Linked DNA regions of Homo sapiens: region 1 is linked to region 2. A link is an interaction called in ENCODE POLR2A ChIA-PET data of the cell type or tissue named here. Cell type or tissue: CD4-positive, alpha-beta T cell. All regions are shown on one strand. Each heading gives the region's core, and the rest is flanking DNA. Links, peaks and the distances in the headings are about the cores only. Region 1 has its middle 17 kb from the start of ANKRD44-DT. Region 2 overlaps ANKRD44 (ankyrin repeat domain 44).

Region 1 (2,807 bases), core at 116-2,615, 88 kb after region 2:
AGGTACTCTGTGAAATACATTTTTTTTTTTGAGACCGAATCTCTCTCTGTTGCCCAGGCTGGAGTGCAATGGTGCGATCTCAGCTCACTGCAACCTCTGCCTCCTGGGTTCAAGCAATTCTCTTGTCTCAGCCTCCCAAGCAGCTGAGACTACAGGTGCACGTCACCACGCCCGGCTAATTTTTGTATTTTTAGTAGAGACAGGGTTTCACCATATTGATCAGGCTGGTCTCGAACTCCTGACGTTAGGTGATCCACCTGCTTCAGCCTCCCAAAGTGTTGGGATTACAGACGTGAGCCACTGTGCTCAGCCAAAATAAGTCTCTAAAGTAAATTATTAAGTGTAAATGTCCCCAGTTTCAGTGGCTTTAACCAATGACAGACAACAAGACTGAAATCACACTGCTTATAGAGGATTAAATATCCTCTGATTCTGAAATACCAAGTCTGAACTTCTGAGTCTGTAACCACAAGATGATTTTTCTTCCTCCCCAAATTTAAAGTAATCAAAACATGGAAATTTCTTCCTCTCATCATTGCACTTTAGAGTGTATGAGAAGTGTGTACCATATACATACACATACACACACATGAGCATAGAAGAGGAAAAATAATTAGAAAGTAGGGGACTAGTCAACACTCTGATTTAGAACCAGCTCAACTTTATGATTTCAAAAGTTTTGAACCTAATCCAACTCCTCTGAAATTCAAAGTTACTTGACATTTGGTATATTGTGACTTCCTGTTTTTGTAAAAGAACATTTTCAAAAATGGTTCAATGAGCTCTTTGGACAGTCTCTAACTCCTATAATGCAAGATTTGGAACATTTGGTGGTAAGTAAATAAGGAACATATGCAATATATTTTTTAAGATGTGCATATTTTCCAAAACTCAGGGGGAAAAATACTTGGCCAAGTCTATCTGTGGTTTCATTGAATACTTGAAAATTAGTTAATGACATTCAGAGACACAAAGATACAGCTGGGTTTTTCCATCCAGTCTGTGGAACATGTAGCTGTCAACCAGCAATGATAGAACCCATAGGAAAGCACCCTCAATTTCTGTAGAAACAGGAAAGAATTAAGATTTACTGTCTGGCACTTTGGTGGTTGGATGTAGCATTTGCAAGGAAATTAAGAACAAAGCAAAAGAGTCCCGAAATGTGCTTGCATGTTTCACATTTACTCTTTCTCTGCTGTGTAACTGCCAGTGCATGGCCCATGGTGAAAAATAAGCTGGCAAATATAAAATCCACCAAATAGTCTCTGGTAAGTCTTTAGGAGTACTGCAAGGTCTACAATAGATCTTACTGACATGCAAAAACTTTAAGTGAAAAAACTCTTAGAATGCTGCAGGTAGGGATATGGAGCCCTAATTCCTCAAGCCCCAAGAGCCTAAGGTTACATTAACAATTAAACCCAAATATGTTCCTGGCTATGAGCTCCCTACCTCCACTCCAGACCCTAAGTGATGCTAGAAAGTCATAAGGGTGTCTCACAAGTGTTGAGGAATAAATCAACACTAGGAACTGCTACTCTCCCTCAGGGATTTGCTGGGAACCTACTGAGTCTGCTGAGCCCCTGCAACCCCTTGCCATCCCGTTGTCTTGCCACTGTTCTGCTGAAGCTCAGAGAAAAGATATTCTCTTCATAATAGTCATCAGTGCTGCCAAACCTGTAAAAATCTTTGATATGCTGAGTGACATTGCTAACCCTTCAGGCCACATAGGGCCAATGCTATGCGCTGGTCCATGCAGAAATGTGGATACCATAGTCTCTCTAGAGAATTCATACCTACTGCATGGGTCTGAAGCGATGGAGACCAAGCAGTATACTGTCCTCGCACTTCCCTCTCTCTCATCTCTGAATGTAGGAACGATCTTGCAGACTTTCCTGTGGTGTACTGTGAATTGACACCACTTAACCAGTTTCAGCTCAGACACAGTCAGAAACATCCTCTATAGTTATTGTCAAGAAGTTCATTTTAATTTGATAACTTTATGTGGTTAAATAGATGTCAAATTGCCAAAGCATGGAAGAGAAAGGAAATTAGAAAACCAGAAGAAAAATACAAATAGATATTATTCGTTCTAATGATTTTTCATACTATAATACACAATGGTCAAAGAATCAAAAGAAAAACATGCGATCCAATAGGTGTTCGATAGGTATCAAAAAAGCATTTGATAAACTCAGCATTCATTGATAATTAAGAAACAACTTTTAAAGGTAAATGTAGAAAAATAGAGAACAACTTCCTTAATTTGATATTTGGTATTTACCAAAAATTGAAAGCAAACCTGTTACTTCATGGTGAAAAGTTAGAAGCATTTTCTTTAAAGTCAGGAACAAAGCTAGGAGGCCAGCTTTCACTACATTTTTTTTTTTTTTTTTTTTGAAGCAGAGTTTCACTCTTGTTGCCTAAGCTGGAGTGTAATGGCGCCATCTTGGCTCACTGCAACCTCTGCCTCCTGGGTTCAAGCAATTCTCCTGCCTCAGCCTCCCAAGTAGCTGGGATTACAGGCGCATGCCACCACACCCACCTAATTTTTTTTTTTTTTTGAATTTTTAGTAGAAACAGGGTTTCACCATGTTAGCCAGGCTGGTCTCAAACTCTTGAGCTTAGGTGATGTGCCCTCCTCGGCCTCCCAAAGTGCTGGGATTACAGGTGTGAGCCACCATGTCTGGTCTGCTATCACTACTTCTACTCAACATTCCTCAAAAGAAGTAAGCTAGCATAAGGTCTGGAAAGGAAAAAACAAAAGTGTCATTAATCATAGACAATATAATAGTTTACAAAACAATCTA
Region 2 (2,807 bases), core at 185-2,684:
ATCCTCTTGCCAGAATACAGTCACAAAGGCATAACTGGCCAAAAGGTAAGCTAGAAAAAATTGTCCTTTTTTCTCTTTGAGACATGGTCTCAGTCACCCAGGCTAGAGAGCATGGCTCACTGAAGCCTTGGCCACCCGGGCTCAAGCAATCCTCCAACCTCAGCCTTCCAAGTAGCTGGGACTACAGGCATGAGCCACCATGCCCAGCTAGTATTTTATTTTTTGTAGACATGGGGTTTCACTATGTTACCCAGGATGGTCTCAAACTCCTGGGCTCAGCCATCTGCCCACTTTGGCCTCCCAAAGTGCTGGGACTGCAGGTGTGAGGCACTGTGCCCGGCCAAAAAAACAGTCTTTAATCCAGGAGAAACATAAATAACTTATAAAGAAAGGAAGATGATATTGGGGAACAGTCAGCAGTTTCTTCCACAGATTACTCAATGCAAGATAACCAACTGTCACTGAGTTCTGCAACGTGTCTTGGTTTTACTTTTGTTTTCTATCTTGATAAATTTTTGCAACATTTACACTGTCCCAAAGGCAGACTTAACATTTCACATTTTATAGACCTGCCAGTTCTATTGCATACCTTTCTTGCTTTAGTAACTAGTTTTTGGGAGTTTCACTATCTCAATGGATTTCATACTCTGAAAAACATAAAAATATGACCAGGTGAACACCTATGTAAAAACTAATGCAACCAATCTGCTTCTTCTCAAATGTCTTCAACGTAGATTTTCAATCAGATGAAGGGCCTTGCATTTTTCTGCAAATCTCTCTAATATATTCCCTTATAATATATGCATTTTTGGTCATATAATTTCTACATTTCCTAAAATAAGAATAGTTGAATTAATGTTTATAGAAGAAAATCTAGATATAAATATATATATATTCAAGAGGTAAACCAGGCATGATGGCTCACGCCTGTAATCTTAGCATTTTGGGAGCCAGAGGCAGGTGAATCGCCTGAGGTCAGGAGTTGGAGAGCAGCCTAGCCAACACGGTGAAACCCTGTCTCTACTAAAAATACGAAAATGAGCTGGGCGTGGTGGTGTGTGCCTGTAATCCCAGCTACTCAGGAGGCTGAGGCACGAGAATCACTTGAGCCCAGGAGGCAGAGGTTGCAGTGAGCCAAGATCGCACCACTGCACTCTAGTCTGGGTGACAGAGCAAGGCTCCAGCTCAAAAAAAAAAAAAAAAAAGAGCCAAGCCAAGACCTTCTTTTAAAAAAAACAAAAAGTTGTTCAGACTTCTACCACTAAGCTCTTGGCATTTCAAAAATTAAGAGAAAGAGCTGGGTAGGAAGCAAGATGGAAATCCCTAAAACTGTTCTAAAAACAGCAATCTAGTGACACTAGCAACAGTTGCTAGAAGCTTAAAGAAAACCTCCACAAAATTGCTAGAGATGCTTCCTCACTTGTTTCTAGCAAGTCTCTCTCTGTGGGTGACAATGTTGGTGCCCAGTTTAGATTCAGTGTCTCTACAGCAGTCTTGAAGCAAGTTTTTTTTTTATTAGCCACAACATGTAAGATTTTACTGTGAACAAAAGTCATCTCAGAAAGCCAGATCCAAGGACATGGCATACTAGATAATAACCAAATCTCACAGTTCGATAGCTACCTCCCCACTTCCCCACACCCCCAACACCCTCTCTTAAAAGTAATTGTCTGCTCTTTGCAATCAGGAAGTTCTACAACAACCCAGCCTATGATCAAAGGCCTCTCCATCAGCTTTCCCCAAATGCATAATCCACAGCTGGCAAAGTCTCAGAAGCATCTTACTGAACATGAATAAATTTGATTTTTGGACTGGGGGTATGCAAAATCTTGTAATGCAGCCCACAGTAATCATGCATTTTAAGTCTATTCCTCCTTTCCAGGGCACATCTTCTCTCTTTTTGGCTCTGCATCCTCTTTCTGAGGCCTACCAAGAGATCGGCCCTGAAAAATTAAAGGGGAATGTCCTATAACCAGAATAGACTCCCAGAAAAGCTAACATCTTAAAAGAAGAAAAGGAAAATAGAATTAAATTTGTCAAAGTATGAGGATGCTAATAAATTCTACACACACATACATACACAGAGGACTTAGTCGTCAAATAAGCTTAGGAAACACTGATTAAATAATGCAAAGGGTTTCTTTCTTGCAGACCTTCTCAGAGCCTTTAATACTGCCACTATGCATCATGGATCTCCAAGAGGGGCACAGTAAATAGATTTTCTACTTGAACTCTTGTTCACCAGAACATCTTATATTAGGCAAGCACTCTGTAGAATACTCATGGAAAAATGCTGGACTGGTAAGAAATATATCAAAATTAAATAGCAACTATCTTGGGTCCAGAAGTTTATGGTAATTTTAATTATTCTATTTCCAAGTTCTCTATAATGAACTTGTATTGCTTTTGCAATCTGGAAAAAGTTATGTAAAATTTAAAAAAAACATTTGAATCTATATTAACATTTTTAAAAATAAGAAGTTTCAGAAGGTAAGATTTTTCTTTTTTCTAAGAAGTAGAGGTACTTATTGTTCTTTAAGATTTATTATATGCCTCCATTGTGCCAGGTTTTGATAGTAACATGAGAATAAAAAGGAAGAATCATTTCAATGATTCACTACATAGTGCTGGTGGCCTGAAAGAGGAAAAGAAACTCTTTAAAGAGTTCCTCCTCTGCTAATAAATAAGCCAAAAACCTTCAAACATAATAAAAATACTTGTACAATATTAATCTTAAAAATACATATTACTGTGCTTTTCTTCCCAAACCATTTAAAAAAATCTCCCTTTAGGTTTAATGTCTTGAT

The links. Peaks named below come from ENCODE experiments on the same cell type or tissue, not always from the same donor. Only the 100,000 strongest peaks of a DNase experiment are listed, where the experiment ranks them.
Region 1: POLR2A ChIA-PET joins it to region 2 with 5 read pairs; 10 of 35 experiments call an interaction of 5 or more read pairs at or near these places.

Annotation. Positions count from the first base shown.
Region 1 is chr2:197,326,876-197,329,682 of GRCh38, forward strand. No RefSeq gene overlaps it. Among named protein-coding and RNA genes, the nearest start is that of ANKRD44-DT, 17 kb to the left of the region's middle. In CD4-positive, alpha-beta T cell, for the core only: no CTCF peak of the experiment used is centred there; a DNase peak (open chromatin) is centred at 1,056; H3K27ac peaks cover 780 bases.
Region 2 is chr2:197,239,188-197,241,994 of GRCh38, forward strand. All of the region lies in intron 1 of ANKRD44 (ankyrin repeat domain 44), which reads right to left. Among named protein-coding and RNA genes, the nearest start is that of ANKRD44-AS1, 43 kb to the left of the region's middle. RefSeq lists an enhancer at 473-522. In CD4-positive, alpha-beta T cell, for the core only: no CTCF peak of the experiment used is centred there; DNase peaks (open chromatin) are centred at 464, 984 and 1,394; H3K4me3 peaks cover 1,469 bases; H3K27ac peaks cover 2,379 bases.